Linked DNA regions of Homo sapiens: region 2 is linked to region 1. The links are chromatin contacts, found by Hi-C or POLR2A ChIA-PET in ENCODE. All regions are on one chromosome and are shown on one strand. Each heading gives the region's core, a stretch centred on a gene start or an enhancer-like site at or near the end of the contact. The rest is flanking DNA. Distances are from core to core; before and after follow the strand shown.

Region 1 (4,427 bases), core at 819-3,318:
AAGTTATCTGTCTTTCCACCATGTAGGAGAATTTGTTTCTAACTTTTTATTTTTTTAATTATTTTTATTTATTTAGTTTTAGAGACAGTGTCTCACTGTGTCACTCAGGCTGGAGTGCAGTGGTGTCGTCGCAGCTCACTGCCGCCTCCATCTCTGGGGCTTAAGCAATCCTCCCACCTCAGCCTTCCTTGTAGCTGGGACTACAAGCATGTGCCATCACGCCCGGCTAATTTTTAAATTTTTGTACAGACGGGATCTTGCTGTGTTGCCCAGGCTGGCCTCAAATTCCTGGGCTCAAGCAGGCCTCCCAAAGTGCCGGGATTATAGGTGTGAGCCACTGTGACTGGCCTTAACATTTTATTTTGAAATGATTGGAGGTTCACAGGGAGTTACCAAAATACCACAGAGCAGTCCCAGGTACCCTTCACACAGCTTCCCTGATGCCAGCAGCTTATCTAATCATAGGTCACTGTCAAACCCAGGAAACTAACACTGGCACCATACAATTAATTCAACTCCAGACGGTATTCAAATTTCACCATTTATTTATTTAGCGACAGAGTCTCACTCTGTCGCCCAGGCTGGAGTGCAGTGGCGTGATCATAGCTCGCTGCAGCCTTGAACTCTCGAACTCCTGGGCTGAAGCGATCCTCTCACCTCTCACCTCAGCCTCCCAAGTCACTGGGACTACAGGCACGTGCCATTATGCTTGGCTAATTTTCGATTTTATTTTATTTTTTAAGAAATGAGGGTCTTGCTATGTTGCCCAAGCTGGTCTCGAAACTCCTGGGCTCAAGCGATCCTCCTTCCTCGGCCTCCCAAAGTGTTGGGATCACAAGTGTGAGCCACCACACCCAGCTGATTTCACGAGTTTTTGTATGCACTCTGTGCACGTGTGTGTGTGTGTGTGCAGGGGCGGTTAATTGCCATTTTGTCACAGATGCAGACTTGTGGATCTCCCACAGTGAAGATACAGAACTGCTTCTTGCCCACAAAGTGAACTCCTTCCTGCCACCCCTTTGAAGTCACAGTCACCACCACTATCCCCTGCCCTCCAGCACACTCTCCATTCGGGCAGAATTGTTTGGCTGAATTTTTCCCCAGAATCATCAGCTTTGGTGGCCTGGACAACTTCTTCCCTCCCCTACCCCTTTCCCTAGCGGTAGCAGGAAGGCTACAGCTAGATGGGGGAGCTACAGGGTGTCTGATGAGGAAACTCATGTGGAGAGGGAGACGGGGCAGGGGATGGGGGCAGGTGGTGATTTGAGGTGGAGGCTGAAGTCCTGGTGAATCCAGGGAGTAGAGAGGAGTGAAGGGTCCCCCTTGGGAGGCAACCGGGTCGGGATAGGGAGAGGGAGATGGGGACGATGGTGATCTCTCTCTGGAGTCCGAGAAACCCGGATTCCAGTTCAGCTTCTGCCATTTGCTATCTGAGTGGCCCTGTGCAAGTGGCTTCACCTTCCTCGGCCTCAGCTTCCTGGTCCTACAGAGGGTTTAGCACAGAGGAGAAGCTGGGCGGGGTGTTTGTTGCTGTCCTTGCGGCTCTTAAGGATCGGGGGTGGATGGAAGACTTCTGCTGCTCCCGCCCCACTCAGCCCCTCTGTCTGCCCGCAGCTCAGAGCCCGACTGTGGCCGAGACACTGCATCCTGCCTTCTCCGGAGTCCAGCAGTACACAGGTAGGAGGCAGCCCGCGTGCCCGCGCTGGGCCCTGGCCCCGCCCCCGCCTAGGGCCCCGCCCCCAGGGCCCGCCCCGGACGTGTCGTTCTTCTGTGCCTAGCCGCGCCTCCTACCTCTGGCCCCGCCCCTCAGGGCCCACCCTTAGCCCCTTGTCCTGTATTCAACCCCGGGCCCTGTTACTGGTCCCACCCCACCACCACCTATACCCGCAAACAGGACCTTCCCTTGTCCTTTAAGGACAGCGCTTACCCATGGCCTTACCCTCTCATGTTCTGTGTTGGGGAGAGGGAATTCCCCTTGACCACGTCTCTAGCTCTGACCCAACCCCAGCTCTCGGCCCTGCCCCTTACCCTCCCTCCTGCAGCTCCTAGCCCCGCCCCTCACTTCCTGCCTTTACTCTGACCACGCCTCTCTGATAAAGCCCCGCCCCTACCTCTGGCTCTACTTCTTAAGGCCTGGCTGTGACCCCGCCCTCTGCTGCGGCCCCGCCCCTTAACTCATGGTCCTGCCCACATAGCCCTCCATCAAGTCACGGCCCCGCCCCACTCATGCCCTTCATCCCAGTCTTGCCCCCGCCCTCCACTGTGACCCCACCCCTCAAGCAATGGTCCCGCCCACTCTGGACTGTCCTGTAGCCTTGGCCCCGCCCTCTACTGTGGCCCAACCCCTATACCCCTCCCCTCACGCCATGGGGTCCGCCCCCACCCCCCCTTCCCCGCCCCGTCTCGGTATTGGCCCTGCCCTCCACCATGGCCCCGCCCCTCAGGCAATAGCCCCTCCCCGTTTCGTCTGTGATCTTGGCCCCGCCCTCTGGCCTGGCCCCGCCCCCAAACCCTCCCCACAAAGGCCATGATCACACCCACTCCTGCCTTGGCCCCACCCTCTTATGGCCCCGCCCCCTCCCCGCCCAGCGGCCCAGGCCGCCCACGTGGCCTCACGCCCCTCCTCGCCCTGTGTCTCGCTCCGGTCTCCGCAGCCATGTACCCCACCGCGGCCATCACGCCCATCGCGCACAGCGTCCCCCAGCCGCCGCCCCTCCTGCAGCAGCAGCAGCGAGAAGGTGAGGCGGCCGCAACCTCCCCTGGGCGCCAGCCCCGCCCTCTGCCCGCCCTGTCCACCTGCAGGCTCCGTGTCTGGCCCGGGCCTCTGGGACCCGCGGGGCTGAGAGTGCGGCCTGGGGGCTGGACAGGCCAGAGTTGAGTCCCGGTGCAGCCGCTGACCCCTGGGAATCTCCCTCTCTGTTTCCTCCTCCGAAAAGAGAACCATGCTCGCCCCGACCCCGTAGGAATAGCAGTGACTTCCTACCAGCCCTCTCCAGAACCAAGAGTGATTCTCTGGATTTTTTGGAAAGGAAACCCTTTTTGAGGCTGGGGCATGGCACGATGAGGTATCAGGTAATGAGGCCTCCCCAGTAAAGCCAAGGCTGTCGAAGGAGGGAGGGATTCGATTCTGGAGTCTGACAGTCAGGGTTCAAATCCATACAGTTCTTGCCATGTGCGGTAGATCCCGCCTGTAATTACATAGCGTTTTGGGGGCCGAGGTGGGAGGATCACTTGAGCCCAGGAGTCCAAGACCAGCCTGGCTTAGCAAGACCCCATGTCTACAAAAAAATTAAAAATTGGCCAGGTGTAGTGGTGTGCACCTGTAGTCCCAGCTACTCAGGAGGCTGGAGCAGGAGGATCACTGAGCCCAGGAGGTCAAGGCTTCAGTGAGCTACTATCTCCCCACTGGACTCCAGCCTGGGTGAGAGAGCAAGACTCCATCTCAAAAAAAAAAAAAAAAAAAAAGGCCGGGCACGGTGGCTCACGCCTGTAATCCCAGCACTTTGGGAGGCCGAGGCGGGCGGATCACAAGGTCAGGAGATCGAGACCATCCTGGCTAACACGGGGAAACCCTGTCTCTACTAAAAAATAGAAAAAATTAGCTGGGTGTGGTGGCGGGCGCCTGTGGTCCCAGCTACTCGGGAGGCTGAGGCAGGAGAATGGCATGAACCCAGGAGGCGGAGCTTGCAGTGAGCCGAGATCGCACCACTGCACTCCAGCCTGGGCGACAGAGCAAGACTCCGTCTCAAAAAAAAAAAAAAAAAAAGAAAAGAAAAGAAAAAAATCCCAAGCTGGTAACAACCCAAGTGTTCATCAGCAGGTAAATGGATAAATAAATTAGGATGGAGCTGCACGATGGAACACTATACAGCAGTGAAAAAGGATAAGTAGCCAATACTCACAACAACATGGAATAACTTCACAGGCAGAATATTGAGTGAAAGAAGCCAGATAAAAAAGACTTCACTTAAATGAAGTTTTAAAACAGTAGGCCAATCGAGGTGGCTCATGCCTGTAATCCTAGCATTTTGGGAGGCTAAGGCAGGTGAATTGCCTGAGCTCAGGAGTTCAAGACCAGCCTGGCCAACATGGTGAAACCCCATCTCTACTAAAAATACAACAATTAGCCGAGCGTGGTGGCGTGTGTCTGTAATCCCAGCTATTGGGGAGGCTGAGGCAGAAGAATCTCTTGAACCAGGAGGCGGAGGTTGCAGTGAGCCAAGATTGCGCCACTGCACTTCAGCCTGGGCAACAGAGCGAGACTCCATCTCAAAAATAAATAAGTAAATTAAATTAAAAAAATAAAAACGAGGAAAGCTGGCTGGGTGCGGTGGCTCACGCCTGTAATCCAACACTTTGGGAGGCCACGGCAGGAGGGTCACTTGAGCCCAGGAGGTCAAGGCTGCACTGAGCCAAGATCATGCCAC
Region 2 (4,427 bases), core at 763-3,262, 400 kb before region 1:
GCGATTCTCCCGCCTCAGCCTCCCGAGTAGCTGGGATTAGAGATATGTGCCACCACGCCTGGCTAATTTTGTATTTTTAGGAGAGACGCGGTTTCTCCAGGTTGGTCAGGCTGGTCTCAAACTCCTGACCTCAGGTGATCCGCCCTTCTCGGTCTCCCAAAGTGCTGGGATTACAGGTGTGAGCCACCGCGCCTGCCCCCGCCCCCCTAAAATTTAGATCACAACAACCACATTTATTTTGCTGAGGAACCTGATATTTATCCAGGACTGGGCAGAGGCAGCTCATCTTTGCCATTCTCCAGTTCCACACGGGCACAAATTGGGGTGGTTTTTTCGCATTCGTTTTTATAGGGCCTTTCACGATGTCTTTTTATCTCGGGAACCATGGGGAACTTTACGGCAAGTAACAATGTTCACACATAAAACAGGACGGTGTCATTTTTCTCTTTTTGTGCACACAAGTGTCAATTTTTACTGCACCATCAGTAAGTCTAGATTTAATCCAATATGAAAGAAAGTCAAACCCATCACAAAAGAGCAAGGTTATTCTGGCTTGAGCTCTAAAATGCACAAGTCATTGTCCTCTGCAGTCTTGTAAATAGCCTGACATCAGTTGTTTTAAGGTTTTAAGTAGTCTGCGTTTTCATTAGTTATCACTAGATGGTAGCAGAGAGCATCGGTCAGAATTAATAAAAGAGGGTTAAACCAGCTCAAGCAAGCGAAGCCAATGGCTGTAGTATTTAGGAAGCTGCTCAGACCAAGGCTATGGCTGAAGCAGCCCACCCATTCTACACACACGTGGGGCCCAGGAACCTTTGTAAAGTCCTCTACTGTTGGACCTTGTGTCTTGCCAAGTGGCTGTCAGTGTAGGCTGGCATTTAGTGCTGCGTGGCCTTATTGATGGTTACAACCATTTTTTCTGCTTTGGTACCACCCGCCATCTACCGGAACTCTTCAGTACATCTCCACGTGGATCTGAGCTGAGCTTCTCCCGCTTTCTCTGAGAGCATTTCCAGCCAATATGTGTCTGCTTGGTCATGTCCTTGCCTCTGCCCCTTAGCCAGGAACTTTACACAAACATAAAATGTATCTATACCTCTACATCATGCCATAAATGAAAATTGTTTCCAGATTTATCACCGAAGATAAATGTGAAAACATAAGAGATCATGAATTGGAATAAGCAAACATTTCTGAAAACACAAAAACACCATAAAATAGAATGAACAGATATTAGAAGCTACAAAACAAAAGGCACCATAGCAGAGTGAAAAGAGAGTTTATAGAATGGAAGAAGAAACGTGCGATACACAGATCTGGCAAAGGGCTTGCATACAGAGTCTAAACGCTCCTATAAATTACTAAGAAGGCAGGCAGCACAATAGAGAAGTAAAATTACAGATTTGATTAATCATTCACAAAGGAAGCTTGTCCAAGTGGCTAATATTTAAATGATAATTCAGTTTTTTCTTAAGGGAAATGCAAATTAGAGCGAAAATGACATACTACTACTCCCTACCATACTGACTGAAAGCCCAAAACATCCAGGAAAATGCTATTGCTGAATATGTGCAACAGAAATGCTAAGTTGTGGCTGGCACAGTGGCTCACGCCTGTAGTCCCAGCATTTTGGGAGGCTGAGGCGGGAGGATCGCTTGCGCCCAGGAGTTCAAGACCAGCCTGGGCAACACAGTGAGACCACCCCCCCCATCTCTAAAAAGAAAAAATAAATAAAAATTAAAAAAATGCTAAGTTGCTACAACGTCTTTGGAAAACTGTGCCTTTTGCATGGCTCGGTATGTTTAGATACACAAATCCTTATTGTGGTGGAGCCCCTTCCTTCCGAGCTTTCCGGAAAACCAACGACACAACTCCCCAAACAGGAAGCACAACCCGCTTGCACCTGTGCACCATGCTCGGTTGGAGCTCCCAGCTGCCTCCAGGGCACAGCGGCTTTGGAGGAGGGGCCGCGTTGCATGCTGGGAGCAATCTGAGGGGCGGGACCCTAGCGTTTAAGGGCTGTCCTTTTTTGAACCACATTTCCAAAGCGCTCGGGTTCCCCGAGTGGTGCCCCAAGCAGTGGACGAGCAAGGTGCCCGAGAAGGAGGGGACCACAGACACCGCCTGGTGTCCACGGACTACCAGGAAGCCAGGGGGCGGTGGCCTCCGTGGGGAATGCGCATGTGCGGTCCCGAGCCTCAGGCTAGCGTTCGGGACTAGAGTGGGGCGTCGCCGCCGCATGTTGCACCTGTCGGCAGCGCGGCCTCTCCCGGATGTGACGTAGCGTGACGCCTGCAGGATTGATGCTGAAATGACGAGGTGGCAGCGCCGGTTCCTGTAGCTGAGGGGTGTGAGTTCGAGGTCTGATTGTCCTCGTTTTCTACTTCCGGTCACCTCACTGCCACATGGCAGGCCTCCAGGGGAATACGCTTAAGATGAGACACCTGCGCATCTCTCTTTTTTTTTTTTTTTTTTTTTGAGACGGAGTCTCGCTCTGTCACCCAGGCTGGAGTGCGGTGGCGCAATCTCGGCTCACTGCAAGCTCCGCCTCCTGGGTTCACGCCATTCTCCTGCCTCAGCCTCCCGAGTAGCTGGGACCACAGGCGCCCGCCACCACGCCCCGCTAATTTTTTGTATTTTTAGTAGAGACGGGGTTTCATCGTGTTAACCAGGATGGTCTCCATCTCCTGACCTTGTGATCTGCCTGCCTCGGCCTCCCAAAGTGCTGGGGTTACAGGCATGAGCCACCGCGCCTGGCCTCTTTTTTTTTTTTTCTTTTGAGACAGAGTTTCGCTCTGTCACCCAGGCTGGAGTGCCGTGGCCTCATCTTGGCTCCCTGCAACTTCCACCTCTCAGGTTCAAGCCATTCTCCTGCCTCAGCCTCCCGAGCAGCTGGGACTACAGACGCGCACCACCACGCCCAGCTAATTTTTGTATTTTTAGTAGAGACGGGGTTTCACCATGTTGGCCAGGCTGGTCTCGAACTCCTGACCTCAGGTGATCCACCCACCGCGGCCTGCCAAAGTGCTGGGATTACAGGCGCGAGCCAGCACACCCGGTCACACCTTTGCATCTCTAGGCAAGATTCGTAGTCAGAAGACACAAAACCAGACTTGGAATTCCTGATTTAGGGTTGAAATGGCCTCAAGCCTGGGAATACGTGCAGATACCTAAGGACTGGAATTCCGCCCAGGATGACCCTCAAAGGGAAGTTCACGTTTCAGACCTACGGTGTGTGCAGAGCTCAGGCCCCAGGAACTTGGGGACAGAGGTGCCTTCTCGCTTCTCTCTGAATCTGTGTCTGAGGTGAGAGAGGCATGGCCCTGGTGGCCTTTCTTAATTTCAGGTTGGGTTCCAAGAAAGCAATGACGGCTCGCGATTTCTTCTTTCTCACGCCATTCTCTGTTCGGTTGCCAAGGAAGTGGAAAAAAATTGGTTTTGCTTATCTAAAAAGGTTCAGGTGAGTTTATTTTTATTATTTATTTATATGTATTTATTTTTTGAGATGGAGCCTCGCTCTGTCGCCCAGGCTGGAGTGCAATGGTGCAACCTCTCTGCAACCTCCGCCTCGCGGGTTCAAGCGATTCTCCTGCTTCAGCCTCCTGAGTAGCTGGGATTACAGGCATTCGCAACCACGCCCAGTTAATTTTTGCATTTTTAGTAGAGACGGGTTTCACCGTGTTGACCAGGCTGGTCTTGAACTCCTGACCTCATGTGATCCACCTGTCTCCGCCTCCCAAAGTGCTGGGATGACAGGCGTGAGCCACCATACCTGGCCGACTTGCTGTTTAATTCAGCAAAAAGGTGTTGTATTTCTGCTTTGCTGTGACATGTATCGGAAAATTGAGCATATGGAAATAATGAGTGTGAAGAGCAGCATGTGCTCCTGTTTGGGCATTATGCCTCATTAGAAAAAAATCTGGCCTTTCCGGAGGTTGCAGTGAGCCGAGATTGTGCCACTGCACTCCAGCCTGGGTGACAGGGTGAGACTCAGTCTCAAAAACAAAACAAAACAAAAACTACCATCTCCTATAAAAGGGCATTAAAATTTTCCAAAATTTGGGATTTTGAACACCGTCCCAATTTAGTATCAAAGTATTTTTGAGAATGCCAAATATCCTTTGATACTAAATTGGGACGCTGTTCAAAATGACACAGTGTCTGCAGCTCACCTTCATTATTCCTAGACTCTCCCTTACCATCCACAGCTCTTCTTGCATCTACCGGATCACCAAGAACTTGCACAGCTATCATTCTGCTTGTAGGAAAGGGCACATGCTGGATTAAAACCGTGCAGATGACCACATCCTTTTACAAACCAGGGGCAACTCTGTGGCTTCCTAGGCTACAGATTCTCTCAGACTACACTAGCAGCAAATTGAGAAGGCCACCTCTTTAATACAATTTACAATTCATTCAAAAGGACT

What was found. A loop is a pair of places that touch in the nucleus more often than their neighbours do. ChIA-PET counts read pairs that join two places held with the same protein, here RNA polymerase II (POLR2A). Pooled maps may share reads with other maps.
Region 2: a loop to region 1 is called in a pooled map, with 3 times the contacts of the local background. The contact joins two enhancer-like sites. A Hi-C loop is called at or near these places in 2 of 168 maps with a recorded cell type or tissue (mammary epithelial cell and posterior vena cava) and 2 of 50 pooled maps. POLR2A ChIA-PET finds 5 or more read pairs at or near these places in 1 of 52 experiments (OCI-LY7).

The regions. Positions count from the first base shown.
Region 1 is chr19:3,283,288-3,287,714 of GRCh38, forward strand. It overlaps CELF5 (CUGBP Elav-like family member 5), which reads left to right. Exons shown (of 13, transcript NM_021938.4): 9 at 1,615-1,677; 10 at 2,655-2,738. Among named protein-coding and RNA genes, the nearest start is that of CELF5, 61 kb to the left of the region's middle. Within about 2 kb of position 2,069, at least 10 of the 41 ENCODE cell types and tissues checked have a DNase peak (open chromatin) inside an H3K27ac peak, as active enhancers do.
Region 2 is chr19:2,886,884-2,891,310 of GRCh38, forward strand. No RefSeq gene overlaps it. Among named protein-coding and RNA genes, the nearest start is that of ZNF57, 12 kb to the right of the region's middle. RefSeq lists a silencer at 702-879. Within about 2 kb of position 2,013, at least 12 of the 41 ENCODE cell types and tissues checked have a DNase peak (open chromatin) inside an H3K27ac peak, as active enhancers do.